Linked DNA regions of Homo sapiens: region 1 is linked to region 2. Evidence: read pairs that join two places in POLR2A ChIA-PET (ENCODE). Cell type or tissue: B cell. All regions are shown on one strand. Each heading gives the region's core, and the rest is flanking DNA. Links, peaks and the distances in the headings are about the cores only.

Region 1 (9,383 bases), core at 464-8,463, 98 kb after region 2:
CCACTCAACCTCCTGCCCGTGGCGGTGGTGTGGGAACCGCTGGCTGTTTAAAGTTTCCCTATGGCCAGGTGCCGTGGCCCGTGCCTGTAACCCCAGCACTTTGGGAGGCCAAAGTGGGCAGATCGCTTGAGCCCAGTTCAAGACCAGCCTGTGTGTAGCAAAACCCCGTCTCTACAAAAAATAGGAAAAAAAAATGCTGGAGGTAGTGGTGTATGCCTGCAGTCTCGAGAGGCTGAGGTGGGAGGATCGCTTGAGCCCAGGTTGCGGAGGTTGCAGTGAGCCATGATCGTGACATTGCACTCCAGCCTGGACTACCAAGGGACACTGTGTCTCAAAAAAAAAAAAGAAATCCCCCTATATTCATGGTGCCCCAGCACAGCTGCAAGCAATAAGTCGCCACCAGAATAATCCCACTTGAGAAGCTTTGCCTCCATGGCCGTTACTTCCTTTGCAGTATTATAGGGGTGATCACCCTCTTTTTACCAATGAGGAAACTTGGGCTCCAAGTGGTGAAACATACTGCCTGAAGACATAGACAGTACATCATGGATTGACTCACTGGAAATGGTCTTAGAGATGGCCCCAACCAACCCTCTCGTTTCACAGGTTTGGTAACTGAGGCCCAGAGACAGGATTGTGACCATTGTATTAGTAAGTGCCAGATCTGAGGCTAGAACGCAGCTGTCCTGATTCCAGGCTCTGCTCTCTCTGCTGACACTTCCTCCTTTACCTATTGATGAGGAAGCCAGACTGAGCTGAGCATGGGAGGGAGAAGGGTCGGGTTGCCCAACCTGAATTTCGGAACCCAGAAGCGGTAAAACAGCGCTCTAACATGCCTCTTCATTCCCCACCAGAACCTGGGTTTCCTACAGATTTCCCCACTTTAGGGTTGGAGTGAGGCAAGTGGGAAATTGTAGTTACATAACTGAGCCCTCTGCTCAGTGGTTAAGTCTGTGGAGGCAGGCAGGCCTGGGTTCAAATCCCATCCACCACTATTAGTAGAAGTAAATAAGTAACTTGACCTGTCTGTACTGGCAATGCATGTTTATTTCTGAGCACACTGTCTAGAACATACGAAGGACTCAGTATATCAGCTCTTTATTATCAATAATAGGCAGGATTCTATTTTAGAGAAGAGTAATCAGGGTCAGAGGGGGGAGTCTGATGCTCTACACTATGCCTGCTACACAGAGAGCTAAGTGGGGAAAGATTATTAGAAAAATCTCAACCAGACCAGGCTCAGTGGCTACACCTATAATCCCAGCACTTTGGGAGGCCGAGGTGGGTGGATCACCTGAGGTCAAGAGTTCAAGACCCGCCTGGCCAACATGGTGAAACCCCATCTCTACTAAAAATACAAAAAAAAAATTTAGCCGAGTTGCGGTGGCGGGCACCTGTAATCACAGCTACTTGGGATGCCGAGGCAGGAGAATCACTTGAACCCAGGAGGCGGTGGTTACGGTGAGCCAAGATCACACCACTGCACTGCAGCCTGATTGACAAGAGCAAAACTGTCTTAAAACAAAAAAAGAAAGAAAAAGAAAAATCTCAACCAAGCAAGGGACACTGAGTGCAGAAGCGATGAATTAACCACAGGGAGGACTAACAAAGGCTCCTTGGAGAACGGGACACTTGAGAGCACCTCAGCAGATGGTTAGAGAAGCTCTTACATTAGAAACTACTGAAGGAGGGAGGGGTGTCCAGGCAGAGGCAATGGCTGAAGCAAAGGCGCAGAGCTGGGAAAGGAGAGGTGTGTGGGAGTGCTGGGGCCCGTCACCCGCTGTGCGAGGACGCCCTCTGGGAAGGTCACTGAGTCCAGGCTGAAGAGTATGGACTTTATCCTCCAGGCACTGGCTAGCCCCTGAATGTGCTAGGGAGGGAGATTATATGATTAGAGATGTCCTTTAGAAAAGATATCCCCAGGGACCAGCATGGAGGAGACAGGACCAGCAGCTGGGGTCCCTAGGTGTCGGGGGGATGAGGACACAAGCCAGCACAGAGGATGCAGAGATGGAGAAAAGAGAAGGACACTGGGGAGCGAGAAAACAGGGAAAAGGGCCCTAAAGTGCCATGGGGAGTGAGCGGGGAGGAAGCAGATGTGAAGCCAAGTTCCATTCCCTAAGAACTCAGAGAAGGACATGAGGACAGAGGTCCCTGATGTAGGCTGTCCCACTGCCCTCCTCTCAGCTAGGTAAGGACTGACAAAACCCTAAACAAGAGCTGTCTGGGAATGTCCCCCCACCACACAAACAGGCCCAGCTGTTAAAATTTCCAGAACATGCATTTCCTTCTGTGGGATGGCCCCACCCCTTCCTCCCAACTACCACCATCTGCCTGTTGTGCTGCCAGCTGCAGGCAGAACCCCTCCCTGGCCGTCTTGAAGGCCATGGACCTTGACCTGGGAGGGCCTGAAAGGAAAGTAGGGAGGGTGGGGAACTGACATTTCCTTCCCCCACTTTCCCATGTGCCTGCTATCCACTCAAGGCCCGTAAATACTGCTTGTCACACAGAATTACAGTCACTGCCAGCCATACCCACAGAGCACACAGTAGAATGAGAAACACATTGCTGGTAATACAAAGGAGTGTAAGGTATTCTGCTGGTAACACATACAGAGACACACATTGTTGACCATACAGAGAAAATAATTTTTTTTTAGTTTGCTGATAACAACCAAAAATACAGACATTATGTGTGTGTGTGTGTGTGTGTGTGTGTTGCTGTGCACGTGGGAAACACCTCGCATATGTATCCTAACTTGTTCTTCACACACACTGGGGCATGTGCACACTCACACTTTTCTTAGTGCATAGCCTTAGTGTGCCCCACACACCTCCAGAAATCAGGAGTCTGCTTGTTGTTGTGTAAGCCCATCAGAGGAGGACAACCAACCAGGCTGTGTGGAGGGCAGACTTCGAGCCCAACAGCCCTGACTTGAACTCTGATCCTACTTGGCATCCTATTCTGGGAGACAAGACTAGCTCCTTGGAGAACCAGGCAGTAAATGAGATCAAGCCTTGGAAAACGAGTGAAGTCCCCGGGGAAGGCTTTCTGGATACGGTGAGGCGCACAGCGAGTGAAATTTAAAGAGGTAGCAGAGAAAAATTGATTCTCCTTCAAAAGTATGGATCCCATTCTGTTCACTTTTCCAGGAGCATTCTAGAAACTGGTGGTGAAGGGGTTAACTGTGCCAGCTACCACATCCCTTGCCCCCACAGGGCTTTGAAAAACCAGAGTGCTGGGATTTGCCCAAGGTGAGTCAGGGTCACTACCTTCCTGCTGCCTTTGGCCGTTCCCAGGATAAAACTCCCCTGGTTGAGTGAGATGGAAACCTAAAATGAAACCTTGCTAGAGTCCCGGACTCAAGCCTCATTACTGTCACCTTTGTCAGCAGCCGCAGCGCCAAATCTATCGTCACCATCATCACTTCTCCCTGAGGCCTGGTATCCCGTTGGGGTAGGAATGTGCTGATTTTGCTTGGGCAACGCACCCTCTCACTGGGCCTCAGACTCAATTTTCCTACATTGGAGGATACTTTAGAGGCAAAATGAGATTAATTTCATGAGGAGCCTAGCACAGTGCCTGGTACCCTGGGAATGTTCAGGTCCTATTACCTGCCCTTCTGTCTTTCCCAGTGTCCTCTCCTCTTTTCTCTCTCCCATCCCAGGGTCCAGGTTAATTGCAGTGCAATATTTGCATAGACGTGAGACCTCACCCGGGGAAATTCCCCCTGGTGACCAACCAGGTTTCCTTTCTGAGGTCAGGCCACATCATCAGACACTGCTCCTTCCTCTCCGGCTTGCCACTGCCACCGCTGGCTTTCGCCCCTGTCATCTGGTGGGTTTAGATCCTGGCACACAGATTTAGGCTCATCCTTTGACCTTGGGCACTGTCCAGAGGGTGGGGATGTGGAGGCTGGGCTAGGGACCCAGAGCAAAACAGTGAGGGGATAGATATTCAGGGAGAAGAGGAAAGGGCAGCAGGTAGGTGGTGGATAGGAAGCCTGGATTGCAATTTGAACTCATCAGTAACTCCCTGGCTGCCCCTGGGCACAAGCCTTCCCTTCTCTGAACCTTAGTTTCCCCTTCTATCCAGTGAGAAGATTGGTCAAGATAATCTCTAAGCTTTGTTCCAGATCTGATAGACTAAGAAGCCACTTCCTTTGCTTCCACTTCCTTTGGCAGCACAGTGTTGCAACATCTGTACTTGGATCCCCTTCCTTTGACAAGAATCTTGCAACATGCCACCCTGTATTAGTTTCCTTGGAAAGCACAATTTTGCAAAAGGCCTCCCTGAATCCCATTTTTCAAATGCTGATAGAATGACACATACCTCCTCTCCACTTAGTGGCTTAGCTTGCGTTTTAACTTTTCCTTTCACACCCATCATACATACTGTTCTGTGACTCCCCGAAAGAGGGATTCTCTCTACATTCTGAAATTTGTTGTCCCTATCCTGGTATTGAGAAGTCACCTTCCTGATACAAAAAGAAGGAACAAGTTGGGAGACCACAGTGACTCAACGACAGTAAGTTCCTGGGATCACCTGAATCAGAACCAGCTGTTAAAAGGGCAGATTTGTCTCAAAAAAAAAAAAAAGCAGCTTCTAGGTCAGTGGTCACAACTTTGCATCTCAAAATCACCTGGGGGAGCTTTATCAATACCCATGCCCAGGCCACACCCCCGGAGATTCTGGTTTAATTAATCTGGGGTGGGGCCTGGAGGGTCCGCGTGTTTAGAAAGATCCCCAGGTGATTTAAATGTGCAGTCAGGATTGCAGGTGATTTAAATGTGCAGTCAGGATTGCGAACCCCTGGTCAAAGGACACTAAAGTTAACAAACCCATGGTCTATAATATTCTCTATGAAATTATCCTAATGGATGCCCTTTTGTGCACACAGCTGTGCTCAGTGTTATAAATGGGTGAAGAGAATTTACTCCCTTTTACAGATGAGGAAGGTGAGGGATGGCGAGAGGAAGTACTGATGAGGCCATATGGTGAGTCAGTAATAGTGGCTGGCCTGGCACCAAGCAGATGCCTGTGGCCTCAAAGTTTGAGGCCTGTCCATTTACTCACAGTCTGAAAAAGGGTGCTGCCAGCTCTTCAGACAGCTGTTTGCAACCAGGGTTACCCCATGTGCATCAGTAAAATAAGGAGGGATATTTGTGGATTTAACACCTGCCTCTATCACTAACAAGTCAAATCCCCTTTCTCAAGACGTATTTCTCACTGTCCCCAGATCTCTTCCTGAAGTGCCAGTTTGATCAGAACATTTTTGGCCACAAAAGTATTTTGTTAATGTTAGTGGAAAGACTCCTATGCGCCCCCCCCCCCCATTGCTTATAGAATGGAGGCGACATTCTTTTCTTTTTTCTTTTTTTTTTTTTGAGACGGAGTCTTGCTCTGTCACCCAGGCTGGAGTGCAGTGGCACGATCTTGGCTCACTGCAAACTCCACCTCCCGGGTTCACGCCATTCTCCTGCCTCAGCCTCCCGAGTAGCTGGGACTACAGGTGCCCGCCACCGCACCCGGCTAATTTTTTGTATTTTTTAGTAGAGATGGGGTTTCACCGTGTTAGCCAGGATGGTCTCGATCTCCTGACCTTGTGATCTGCCTGCCTCGGACTCCCAAAGTGCTGGGATTACAGGCATGACTCACTGTGCCCGGCCAGAGGCGACATTCTTTAGCCCAGTGTTCAAGGCTCCCGAGGTCTGTCTGCCCAGTCTCAGCTCTCTTTACATGTGTATCCCCAGTCCTCTACTCTCCCCAACGTCGGGGACACTGTACACATCACCCCCCTCGATGGGGTTCTAGCATTTCATTCTATGACCCACTTCCTTCTCCTTCTCTTCTTCCCTCCACAAGCATTCATGGATTGCCTGCTGTTTGCTAGGCACTGGTGAAATTGTGACAATCAAAGAAGAAATAGTCCCTGACCACATGGGGCTTATACTCCAAAACGAGTTTTCTCTATGGACATGTTGAGAACACTGTTGATGTGTTGGGTTGGGTCATTTTTTGTTATGGGGATCTGTCCTGTGCATGGTAGGCTGCTTGGCAGCATCCCTGCCTTCTGTCCAATAAATGTCAGTAGTATACTCCCTCCTCAGTTGTGACAATGAAAAATGTCTTCAGATATTGCCAGTTGCCCTGTGGGGGCCAAAATCATCCCTGGCTGAAAACCATTTTTCTCATCAGATGCTAAATTAACTGCACCAATAATCATTTTATTACAACTAGTTGCAGAGAGAGAGAAAGGCAGGGCTTGAAAATGCAGAACAAGGGGCCTGCTGTGGTCTGGAGGGGAGTGCAGGAGTGGGGAAGGTCAGGGAAACTTCCCAGAAGAGGCACACTTAAGTTGAGACAGAGAAAATAAGCAGGCATTGGCCAGGTGAAAGGCACAGTGGAGGGGAGGTGCTGCAGCCAGGGGCCAAGGAATATGCAAGGAAGCCAAAAGAAGCAAAAAGGAAGACCAGGCACGGTGGCTCACGCCTGTAACCCCAGCACTTTGGGAGGTCGAGGCGGGTGGATCACGAGTTCAGGAGTTCAAGACCAGCCCGGCTAACATGGTGAAACCCTGTCTCTACTAAAGATACAAAACATTAGCTGGGAGTTGTGGCACGCACCTGTAATCCCAGCTGCTCAGGAGGTTGAGGTAGGAGAATTGCTTGAACCTGGGAGGCGGAGGTTGCAGTAAGCCGAGATTGTACCATTGCACTCCAGCCTGGGCGACAGGGTGAGACTCTGTCTCAAAAAAAAAAAAAATAAAAAGAAGAAGAAGCAGAAAGGAGCTGGCACATTTGAGGAATGCTTAGGGGTGGTTAGAGCGGGAAGGGATGGTAAGTAGAAGCTAGATCATGAAGGGCCTTGGAAGAATTTGTCAGCCATTGATAGGCACCCATCCAAAGGAGAAGAAGGCAGATCTGAGCTTTAAATGAGAGCCGACTGAGAATGCAATGGGCTACCTGTAAGGTAGTGAGCTCCCCATCATTGAAATAGGGTGGCAAAACTTGGCTGACCACTTGCCAATGGTTGGGGGAGGATGTGCTGGTTCTGGGTAGGCTGTTGAGCCAGTAGACATCTGAAAAACTATGATTCTATGACCTCTTCTAACTGCCTGTCTTCAAAGTTCAGATAAGCAGGTAACTTCATTGGCTTGAGTGGGACTTTGCAAAAATCATAGATTTGATGCTTGGGTGACTCAGAGAAGTAAACGCATCCTCAGTATCTACCAGTGAGTTCCTGACAGTGAGTTCTACCTAGCTGCCTATATGTGAGCAGATAATTCTCACTTTGGATTTGGAAGATCCAGCTGAGAGTTTTGGCTTCTCAAACTCTACGGGGAGTATCGGGGAGTATCAGGGAGTTTAATTAAACTGCTGCCTTTAGGGATCCCCTCGTTAGAGAGTCTGATTTCTTAGCTCTATGATGGGGTCCAGAAATCTGCCAAATCCTGGGCTAGGTCCTAATGGCATGAAGAGTTTCTATTCTTGGGGAACTTTCAACAGAATTGATGAACCAGGAAACTCACAGAGTCAAGTTCATTCATTCCCTAAGTAAGTATCAAATAGCTTTTATGAGACTGGCTCAGTCCTGTCCCTACAACATCAGCAGCAAGACCAGAGATGTCAAAATGGATGAGGTAGGGCTGGATAATTCCGTATCAAAAGAGTGGTCCTGTGACAGTTTCCTTGTGTATACCCAAATTTTGCCCTCTTTTAAGATCCAGTATAGGTCTCATCTCCTCCACATCCTCACGGGAGACATTACTTATATTTGAACTCTACTTGTGCCATTTATTAGCAGTTGTCTTAACCCACTAGGAGCCTCATTTCTTCTTTTGCAGAATAGTATATCAGTCTTATACAGTTCTTAAGAGAGATGCATGAAATAATTCATCTAAGAGCACTGAGTACTGTGCCTGGCATATGATAAGCTTAAATATTAGCTATTAGTGTTTTTATTTCCTAACCGCCTAATGGCAATCCGCCTTTATTCATCCTGATTTCTCCTTCCTCTGAACTTTTGGACTTCCTTAACATGTCAGAATGGGAGGTCCCTTAGTGGTCATCTAGCCTGATATTTTACATTATAGAAGGGGAAGCTGAGGACCAAAACTTGCCTAGGGCCATACAGCAGAGCCAGGATTCAAAGTCAGCTCTACTGATTCCCAGTCTGAGGGCCTCTTCTTCCTCAGTGTCTATCCCCTGGCCTGAACAGAGAAGGCAGCTTCAGGGAATCCATGCATGGCTGGAAGGGGGAAGAGGTGAGAGAAACTGATTGCTGTCAGCATTTCAGCAGGGAGAGCTCAGAGCCATTCTCTTCATAGGATGTGCCAGCCAGGTATTCTAACTGGAAATCCCAGCTCATGTCGCTCCAGCTCCTTGAACGTCCTTAGCCCTTCAAGGTCCCTTTGCCATCTAAGATTCCATGGGCAGGAACTGGTCTAAGCCAGGCTCTGTGAATTTACAGAGAATATGTAATTATAGTGGACTTTAAAGTGCAAATATTGTATATAGGGGGAAAATTGTAATCCAGGAACATTAGGGCTGAGCTACACATATTTTCACCCCCTGCAGAGAAAAGGGTCTATGTACAGGAGAACATCATCTTTTTGCCCCTGGTCTAGCTCAAGGGTCAGTATCATTCATACAACTGCACTTTCTGTGATGATGGAAATATCTGTGCAGTCTGGCATGGTAGCTGCTTGCCACGTGTGGCAATCGAGCTCTTGAAAAGTGGCAGTGCCACTGAGGGGCTGAGTGTGGTGTGGGAAAGAGCACTGGACTAGGAGTCAGGAAGTCCCTCTATTTACTCACTTGGAAATTTATTTCCCCTGTCTGGCCTCCACTTCCTTGTCTGTAAAGTGAGGCCATTGGGCTAGGAGATTTAGCATCCCCGTGTAATCCTGATCTGAAGGGCACAGATGCAGTTGGATGGGATTCAATGGACCCTTCTCCGCCCCCACCTCTTATTGCTCCTCTCCTCCTGCAGAGGCTGCATGTGGCCCCTTGTGACCTGGACCTGTTTATTTCTCCAGGTCTACCTCTGTCACTTCCCCCAGTCTGCCTCAAATCCCTTGGTCTACTCAGACTGAACAGTTCATGGAATATATTCTCTCTTCTCTTTCTGTTCTCAGAATATATTCTCTATTCTCTTTGAATATTCTATTCCCTTTGTGGAGAACACTCTTCCTTATCTTCTTTCTTGGCTACTTTCAGGTCTCAGTTTAGGTGTCACTTCCTCCAGGAAGACTTCCCAGATCCCCATATCCTGACCAGATACTCTTTTGTCCAGGCTCCCAAAGCCCCCTGCATTTCTCCTGCCAAAACACATCTTTCCTGTACTTTATTGTAATCTCCTCCTCATTTACCTGTAGCCCC
Region 2 (9,383 bases), core at 568-8,567:
GTGGTGTGCACCTATAATCCCAGCTACTCAGGATACTGAGGAGGCTGAGGCAGGAGAATTGCTTGAACCCGGGAGGCAGAGGTTGCAGTGAGCCAAGATCTCACCACTGTACTCCAGCCTGGGTGACAGAGCAAGACTCCATCTAAAAAACAAAACAAAACAACAAAACACATGGTTGTGATTATTTTGTACGTAAAAGTGTATATCCTGTTCTTTTCATTTAACATTGTATCAAATATGTTTCCAAGTAATTATGCTGCTACTAAAATGTTTATAAAGGCAAGACCGTAAAGTACATGGCTTTCCTTATTTCTTGTGAGTCTAGACCTCTAGATCTCAAAACAGCTTTTGCATAATGTTGCCGGTATTTCACATTATGTCCTTAGATTTACCCAGATGGAATAACTAGAACAGAGGTCTGAATGATTTTAAGAATCTTGAAACATATTGCAACATTAGCACACATTATTGCAAACATTGTGAAATGGAATTAAAGTCCTTGCCTGGAAATTGAAGAATTGTGGTTTTGTGGGTGTGGGTGTGTGTGGGTGTGTGTGTGGGTGTGAGTGTGCGTGTTTTTTTTTTTTTTTTTTTTTGAGATGGAGTCTCACTCTGTCCCCCAGGCTGGAGTGCAGTGGCATGATCTCGGTTCACTGTAACCTCCGCCTCCCGGGTTCAAGTGATTCTTCTGCCTCAGCCTCCCGAGTAGCTGGGATTACAGGCACCTGCAACCACGCCTGGCTAATTTTTGTATTTTTAGTAGAGACAGGGTTTCACCATGTTGGCCAGGCTGGTCCCGAATTCCTGACCTCATAATCCGCCTGCCTCGGCCTCCTAAAGTGCTGAGATTACAGGCGTGAGCCACCTCGCCCAGCCGAAGAATTGTGTTTTAATAATACCATACCCTGTTGAACTGGGGCTATCACTCAACCTCCTTGAATCTTGGTTCAGTTTCTCTATCTCTAAAATCTACCTTCTGTACCTCACAAGACTTTATGGGAAAACAACTTTATTCTCCAAGCATTGCTTTGATATTATTTTTAGCGTTACAAATATATTAATAAGAAGAATTTCCTACTGTAACACCCAGGGGAGAAGAGATTGCCTGTCTTGAGTTTTTCCCATTAGTCAGAATTCTTCTATAGTTATTTTTAAATTGTTTGGCACATACTAAGTGCTACATAAGTCTATAATGAATGAATGAAAGCACAGGATGGTGGAAATATATGACATTTTATATGTATGGGGAGAGGTACACAGATAACCAGGAGAGACTAGTGGTGATTTTCCACATTCGATGACCCTTTGCTGTCTTTTTTTTATTTTTTAAATTATCATATAGTAAAATTGACTCTTTTTGAGGGGATGTGCATTTTCATAAATTCTAATGCATGTATAGATTCTTTTTTTTTTTTTTTTTTTTGAGATGGAGGCTCGCCCTGTCACCCAGGCTGGAGTGCAGTGGCGTGATCTCGGCTCACTGCAACCTCCGCCTCCCGGGTTCAAGCAATTCTTTGCCTGAGCCTCCCGAGTAACTGGGATTACAGGCACGTGCCACTATGCCCAGCTAATTTTTGTATTTTTAGTAGAGACAGTGTTTCACCATCTTGGTCAGGCTGGTCTTCAACTCCTGACCTCGTGATCCACCCGCCTTGGCCTCCCAAAGTACTGGGATTACAGGTGTAAGCCACCGCGCCCTGCCGCATGTATAGATTCTTGTAACCATCGCCACAATCAGGATACACAACAGTTTTATCACTCCCAAAAAGCCGTCTCAAAATACCCTTGTATTCACATCCTTCTCCCACCCTAACCCCTGGCAATTACTGATCTGTTCTCCATCTCTGTAGCTTTGTCTTTTCTAGGCTATTACATAAATGAAATAATACAATATGATTTTTTATATTGGCTTCCTTCATGCATCACGATGCCTTTGACATTCATTCCAATTGTTGCATATCTCAATAATTCATACATTTTCATTGTGGAGTTATATTCCATTGTTTACTCATTCACTGTTGCAGGACATTTGAGGCAATTATGAATAGAGCTGTTCTAACATTCATGTGCAGGCTTTGTGTGGACATAGGTTTTCATTTATCTTGGGTGAATACACAGGAGTGGGATAGGTCATATGATAAATGTATGTTTAGCTTTATGAGAAACAGCTAAACTGTCTTCCAGAGTGACCACTATTTTATATCACCATCTGTGATGTATGAGTTATACCGTTGCTACTTCATGCCAATACTTGCTGTCACTGGTTTTTTATTTTAGCTGTTCTAATAGGTGTGCAGTAATCTTCACCATAGGTTTAATTTACATTTCAATAACAACTCATGTGCTTATTTGCTGTCTACATATCCTCTTTGGTCAAATGTGTGTTCAGGTCTTTTTCCCATTTAAATTAACTTGCTTGTCCTTACTGTGGAGTTTTGAGATATCTTTATATATTTTGGACAAGAGTTCTTTGTATTTGCACATATTTTCTCCTAGCCAGTGGGGTGATTTTTTTCATTCTGTTAATAATGTCTTTCACAAAGCCAAGCTTTTAATTTTGATAAAGTCCAATTTATTTTTTTCTTTGATTATACTTCTTATGTCATGTCTGTGAACTCTTTGCTAAACCCCAGGTAACAAAGATTTTCTTCAATGTTTTCTTCCAAAGCCTTATGGTTTTATATTTAGATCTAAGATCCATATAATCATGTGGTCTTTCTTTCTCTCTCTCTTTCTTCTTTCTTCCTCTTTTTTCCCTCTCCTCTCCTCTCCTGTCTTCTTTTTTCTTTTCTTTTCTTTCCAACAGGATGTCACTCTGATGCCCAGGCTGGAGTGCAGTGGTGCTATCTTGGTTCACTGCAGCCTCCACCTCTGGGGCTCAGGTGATCCTCCCACTACAGCCTCCCAAGTAGTTGGGACTATAGTGCACATCACCATGCCTAGCTAATTTTTTTTTTTTTTTTTTTTTTTTTGTAGAAATGAGTTTTTGCCATGTTGCCCAGCCTGGTCTCAAACTCAAATGAACCACTGGCCTTTCCCTCCCAAAGTGCTGGGATTGCAGGTGTGAGCCACCGCATCTGGCCTGGTTTTTCTTTAGATGGTTAATATAGTGGATTACATTTGTTTGAGTTTTCAAATATAGTTATCCCTAGGTATCCATGGGGAATTGATTCTCGGACCCACTTTGGATACCAAAATCTGCAAATGCTCCAGTCACTTATATAAAATGGCGTATTATTTGCATATAACCTATGTACATCCTTCCATACATTTTAAATCATCTCTAGATTCCTTATAATACCTAATACAATGTAAAAGTAAGGTGAATAGTTGTTAGACTGTATTTTTATTTGTATTATCTTTTATTGTTGTTTGGTATTTTTTATTTTTATTTTTTCAAATTTTTTTTATCCACACTTGGTTGAATCTGAGGATGGGAAACCTGCAAATACAGAAGGCTGACTGCATTGAACTAGCCTTGCATTCCTGGCATAAGCTCCACTTGGTTGTGTTATATTACTCTTTTTATGTATTGCTGAATTTGATCCTCTAATGTTTTACTGAGAATGTTTGTGTCTATGTTCATGAGGAATATTGGCCTGTAGTTTTCTTACACTATCTGGTTTTAGTATCAGGATAAAGCTTGCCCCATGTAGTAATGTCCCCTCATCTTCTCTTTCTGGGAGAGATTATATAGAATTGGTGTTATATCGTTTTTAAATGTTTAATCGAATTTTTCAATGAAATAATCTGTGCTTGGGCATGTCTTTCAAAGTGTTTAACAACAAATTCAATTTCTTTTTAATATTTAAAGGAATTTCAGGTTATATACTTCACCTTGGGTGAGTTTTGGTCATTTTTTTTTTTTGAAGAATTGTTACATTCATCTAAGTTGTTGAATCTAGGTGCATAGGATTGTTCAGCATATTTCCTTAATATCATTTCATATATCTGCTGTGTCTGTAGTGATATTTCATTCCTGATATTGGTCATGTGTATGTTCTCTCTTTTCTTTGTCAGTCTTGCTTGAGGTTATCAATTTTATTAATTATTTCAAAGAACCAGCTTTTGGTTTCATTGATTTCCCCACCCACCCCCCTTATTTTACCATTTTCCATCTCACTGGTTTCTGTTATTTTCATTTCCTTCCTTCTGTGTGCTTGCTTTATATTTGGTTAGCTTTTTTTTTTTTTTATTTCTTTTCATTCTTTTTTTTTTTTTTTTTTTCCTGAGACAGGGTTTTGCTCTGTCTCCCAGGCTGGAGTACAGTGTCATGATCATAGCTCAGGGCAGCCTCAAACTCCTGGAATCAAGCAATCTTCCCACCTCAGCCTCCTGAGTAGTTGAGACTATAGGTACCCCACCACACCTAGCCAGCTAATTTTTAAATTTTTAACAGAGGCAGGTCTCTCTATGTTACCCAGGCTGGTCTCAAATTCCTGGTCTCAGCAGTCCTCCTGACTCCGCCTCTCAAAGTGCTGGGATTACAGGTGTGAGTCACTGGGCCTGATACCTTTTCCTGATTTCTTCAGCTTAGAATATTGATTTGAGACCTTTCTCCTTTTCTAATATAAACATTTAAGCTATAAATTTTCTCCTAAACTCTGCTTTACCTGCATCCTACATATTGATGGTTTTATTTTCATTTTGTTGAGTTCAAAATATTTTCAGTCTTATTTTCCTTGAGACTTCCTCTCTGGCATTGAATATGTGGAAGTGCATTTCCAAGTGTTGGGAGATTTTCTGGTTCTCTTTCTGTTATTTGATTTCCAGTTTGATTGCATTACAGTCAGAGAACATAGTTTGTATTTTGCTGCTTTTATAGTTTGTTAAGGTTTGTTTCATGACTCAGGGTATGGTCGATCTTGTTTCATGTATACTTGAAAGGAATGTGTATTCTGCTATTGTTGGGTTGAGTATTTTAGATATAAATCAATTAGATAAAGTTTGGTTAATGTTAGTATTCAGTTCTATATTCTTGCTGATTTTCAGGCTGTTTTATGTGGAATGCTGAGGAGTGTTGAAGTCTCCAATTATAATGCATATTTGTCTATGTCTCCTTTCAGTTCTTTATCTGCAAATCATATAGCTACTATGACTTTCTTTTGATTAGTGTTTCTTTTTCCACCCTTTTACTTATTACCTACCTATAACATCTATTTACAGTGGGTTTCTTGTAAATAGCACGTAGTTAGTTGGTGGGTGGTTTTTTTTTTTAATTTCAACTTTAATTTTAGATTCAGGACACACATGCAGGTTTGTTACACGGGTATAGTACATGATGCTGAGGTTTGGGGTATGAATGATCCCATCAGGTGGGTTTTTAAAAACCCATTCTGACATACTCTGTGTTTTATTTGGTATGTTTAAGCCATTTAATTTACTGTTGTTATTGATAATGTTGATGTTCATAATGTTGGGTTGAAGTCTACCATTTTAGGATGTGTTTTCTGTTTGTTCTCGCTGATCTTTATCCTCTGTTTTCCCTTTCCTGCTTTTTTTTTGAGTATTTGAACATTTTTTAGTGTTCCATTTTAACTTATTTATTGTCTTTCTTACTGTATCTCTGTATTTTTTTTAATGGTTACTCTAAGAATTACAATATACTTAACAATCTACTTAGAGTTCCTTTTTTTTTTTTTTTTTTTTGAGACAGAGTCTTGCTCTGTCACCCAGGCTGGAGTGCAATGGCATGAGCTGGGCTCATTGCAAACTCTGCCTCCTGGGTTCAAGCGATTCTCCTACCTCAGCCTCCCAAGTAGCTGAAATTACAGGCACCCACCACCAGGCCCAGCCAATTTTTGTATTTTGGGTAGAGACCGGGTTTCACCATGTTGGCCAGTCTGGTCTGGAACTCCTGACCTCAGATGATCCACCCACCTTGGCCTCCCAAAATGCAGGGATTACAAGTGTGAGCCACCACGCCCGGCCTGAAATTGCTATTTTACCACATCTAATGGAATGTAAAAAGCTTACCGTCATGTAGGTTCCTCTGTTCTCTCCCATTTTTGTTACATTTATCTCATGTATTACATCTACATACATCTAATGCCCCATCAGACAAGGTTATAATTTTTGCATTTAATCATCAATCATATTTTAAAGAGCTCAAGGGAAGAACAGTCTATTGTATTTACTTAGGTCTTTACCAGTTCTGTTACTCTTCCTACATTCTTGAAGTTTCAAGTTTCAAGTTTCCCTCTGGTTTCATTTGAAGAATTTCCTTTAGCAATTCTTTTAGAGCAGGTTTGCTGGTGATGAATTCTAAGTGTCCTTCATCTGAGAATGTCTCGATTTAATCTTCTTTCCTGAAGGATATTTTCACTGCATATGGGATTCTGGGCTTTTTGTTATGGTTTTGTACTCCAAAAGAAAGCAGGAAAGAGAAAACAGAGGATAAAGATCAGCGAGAACAAACAGAAAACACATCCTAAAATGGTAGACCTCAACCCAACATTATGAACATCAACATTTTCCAGCAGTTTTTAAATTTTTTTCTTCTGGTCTCTAAGGTTTCTAATGAGAAACACACAGTTATTCAAGCTGTTGTTCCCTATATGTAGTGTACCATTTTTATCTGGTTCCATTCTACACCTTTTCTGTGTCATTAGCTTTTGGAAATGATGTTGTCTGGGTGTGGATTTCTTTGGGCTTACTTTGGAGTTCAGTGATCTTCTTTAATCTGTAGGTTTATGTTTTGGCAAGTTTGTGGAATATTCAATCATTCTTTCTTCAATTTTTTTTTTTTGCACTGCACCCTTTTTCCTCTAATTCTTTGACTGTGATGATAGTAATGTTAGCTATTTGGGCATTATCTTACAGGTCTCTGAAGCTCCGTTCATTTTTTTTTCTAATCTTTTTTTCTCCTCTATTGTCCAGATCAGATAATTTCTATTGATCTATCTTGAAGTTCACTGGCTCTTTCTTATCATCTCATCTCCATTCTGCTATTGATTTCACCTAGTGAGTTTTTATTTCACTTATTATACTTTTTAGTTCTAAAATTTCCTTTTGGTTCTTCTTAATAACTCTATTTATTTGCTAAGACTTTCTATTTTTCTATTATTCCTAAAAGTATATTCACTCTTACTTTCCTTTTCTCTTTTTCCTTCTTGCCGTCAGTGACAGAACACCCATACTTCTTGGAGTCTTTTTACATTGATTACCATAAAAACTCTGTTAATAATTCCTACATCTATAGGATCTCAGTTTAGGCATCTGTTGAATATCTTTCCTCAAGGGAGTTTTTCTTCTGCTTCTTTTTAGGCTGAGTGATTTTGTATTGTATGCTGAGAAATTTGGGGTTGTATCCTGGACATTTAAAATATCTAAATACGTGAGATTCTGGGTTTGTCTAAATCTGTTGGGTCAGTGGTACTTCAAATTCTGGTCTTCTTGCTCAGTCTGCTGCTACCATTTACTTTTCAGTCTGCAAATAACTGCAGAATTCATTCTGTCCAGGTTTTATAGCTACATTCAGTAGGAAAAACTGGATGGAGTGTGCTTCCTTCATCTTACCTGAAACCAGAACCTGTCTTGATAGGCAAATTAACAAATTAGGCCAATAATTTTAAAAAGTTAAGGCTGTAATTTTTATATGATAAATTGATATTATATATTTATAAATATTATATATTGATAAATTCTTATAAATTTTTTACTACTCTACCACAGTTATATTACTGAACATTATTTTTTTCTTCTTTTTTTTTTGGAGACAGAGTCTCTGTTGCCCAGGCTGGAGTGCAGTGGCGTGATCTCAGCTCACTGCAACTTCTGCCTCCCGGGTTGAAGCCATTCTCCTGCCTCAGCATCCTGAGTAGCTGGGACTACAGGCTTGCACCACCATGCCAAGCTAATTTTTGTATTTTTAGTAGAGACAGAGTTTTGCCATGTCGGCCAGGCTGGTCTCAAACTCCTGGCCTCAAGTGATCCTTCCACCTCAGCCTCCCAAAGTGCTGGGATAATAGGCATGAGCCACCGTGCCCGGCCTTGAACATTATTTTTTTCATCACTGCCAGATACCTGGCTCTTTGGCTGTATTATACTTTCCTGTCTCCTCTGTTCTATTTCCCATTCTGCCCGTTGATTGTCAGTTGCCCATTGTCTTTTTTCAGCTGAGACAAGGTTGGAATTTTCCAAAAGGAACTTTATGAAGGAGATGGGATGATACATACAACTGTATTGATTTGGGGAATGACGATAATTTCAGCTGTGTACAGCACCGCCCTGTCTGTGAAGCCCTTGCACGTCCTTCTCATGTGATCCTCAAATGACCCCTTTGAGACAATCAGATCCAGTTTATTGATCCCATTTCACAGTTGAGGTAACTGGACTTTTAGATGTCTGATATGATCTTCTCAAGGTCTCTCAGTTTCGGAAAGGCAGAGCCAGGACCAGGTGGATTTCCTAGCCACAAATCCAATGTACTTACTGCAGTTTTGTGCTTTAGTTTGACAACTAAGGATTTAATGATTTTGTGATTTCGCTAATCCAGTTTACAAAGCATTGTCCTATGCATTTTCCGTGGCCCGAGGTGGTCTTAGGTGAACATGCTTCCTGCAAGATCTTTGGATCTTAGCTTTAGTGAGGTGTGGATGGCACCCGCAATCTGGTAGCGTTCCTCCCAGGCTATAGTTTATTTCAATTTCCTTGAGGTTTTATTAAATACCTAGTACATTTCTGGCACAGCCCCCAAGCAAGCCTAGGAGACAGAAGGATGAATAAGACCGTTCCTAGACTCCTGGCCTCTATGGGCCCCAGTTAAATATCTGGACCTTCCTGGCCACCAAGGGGCCTGCAGAAGGCTTTGGGGAGAAGTGTCTTGAGCTTATGGAGTTCTCCTTTCCCTACAGTCCTCCGGGCCTCATATGAACAGGAGAAAGAAGCGCTTACCCACTCTTTCCGGGAGGCCAGTTCTACCCAGCAGGTGAGAGGGGCTGGGTCGTGTCAGTCTTGGATAAGGGTAAGTGAGGACCAATGGGAAAGCAGCATGGAGCCCCAAGGCAGCCAAAACTGATTACGTGTGCCTAGGAGTGAGGGGCTGAGGTGATTGCCTTCTGTGTATCCAGGCCCCTTGATGTAGTAACCAGGCTATTAGCTCAAGAGGACTGAGTGTGAAATTGAGTTGGGCCTATTTTTCCAGGGACTGCTGGGGAGATCTTGGAGAGGCATGGGCCAAGTGCCACAGTGTGATTAGATTCATGGGTGGATGCACAGGGACCTGTGGAAGGATGCAGGGAAGCATCTGACTCAATGTGGCTGTGCAGGAAAGATTTCCTAGAGGGAGTGAGATCTAAGCTGGAGTCTGAAGGATGGGTTGGAATTCTTTGGTAAAGAAGGGTAGGAAGGGTGCCTCAGGCAGAAAAAAAGCAATGTGTTCA

Evidence for each region. ChIA-PET counts read pairs that join two places held together with the same protein. Peaks named below come from ENCODE experiments on the same cell type or tissue, not always from the same donor. Only the 100,000 strongest peaks of a DNase experiment are listed, where the experiment ranks them.
Region 1: POLR2A ChIA-PET joins it to region 2 with 11 read pairs; 3 of 35 experiments call an interaction of 5 or more read pairs at or near these places.

Annotation. Positions count from the first base shown.
Region 1 is chr5:151,088,582-151,097,964 of GRCh38, reverse strand. No RefSeq gene overlaps it. Among named protein-coding and RNA genes, the nearest start is that of TNIP1, 12 kb to the right of the region's middle. RefSeq lists enhancers at 2,727-3,926, 3,561-3,970. In B cell, for the core only: no CTCF peak of the experiment used is centred there; DNase peaks (open chromatin) are centred at 2,651, 2,664, 3,354, 3,744 and 1 weaker place; H3K4me3 peaks cover 966 bases; H3K27ac peaks cover 4,421 bases.
Region 2 is chr5:151,186,932-151,196,314 of GRCh38, reverse strand. It overlaps CCDC69 (coiled-coil domain containing 69), which reads left to right. Exons shown (of 9, transcript NM_015621.3): 5 at 8,856-8,929. Among named protein-coding and RNA genes, the nearest start is that of CCDC69, 32 kb to the left of the region's middle. In B cell, for the core only: no CTCF peak of the experiment used is centred there; a DNase peak (open chromatin) is centred at 4,104; H3K4me3 peaks cover 1,136 bases; H3K27ac peaks cover 5,389 bases.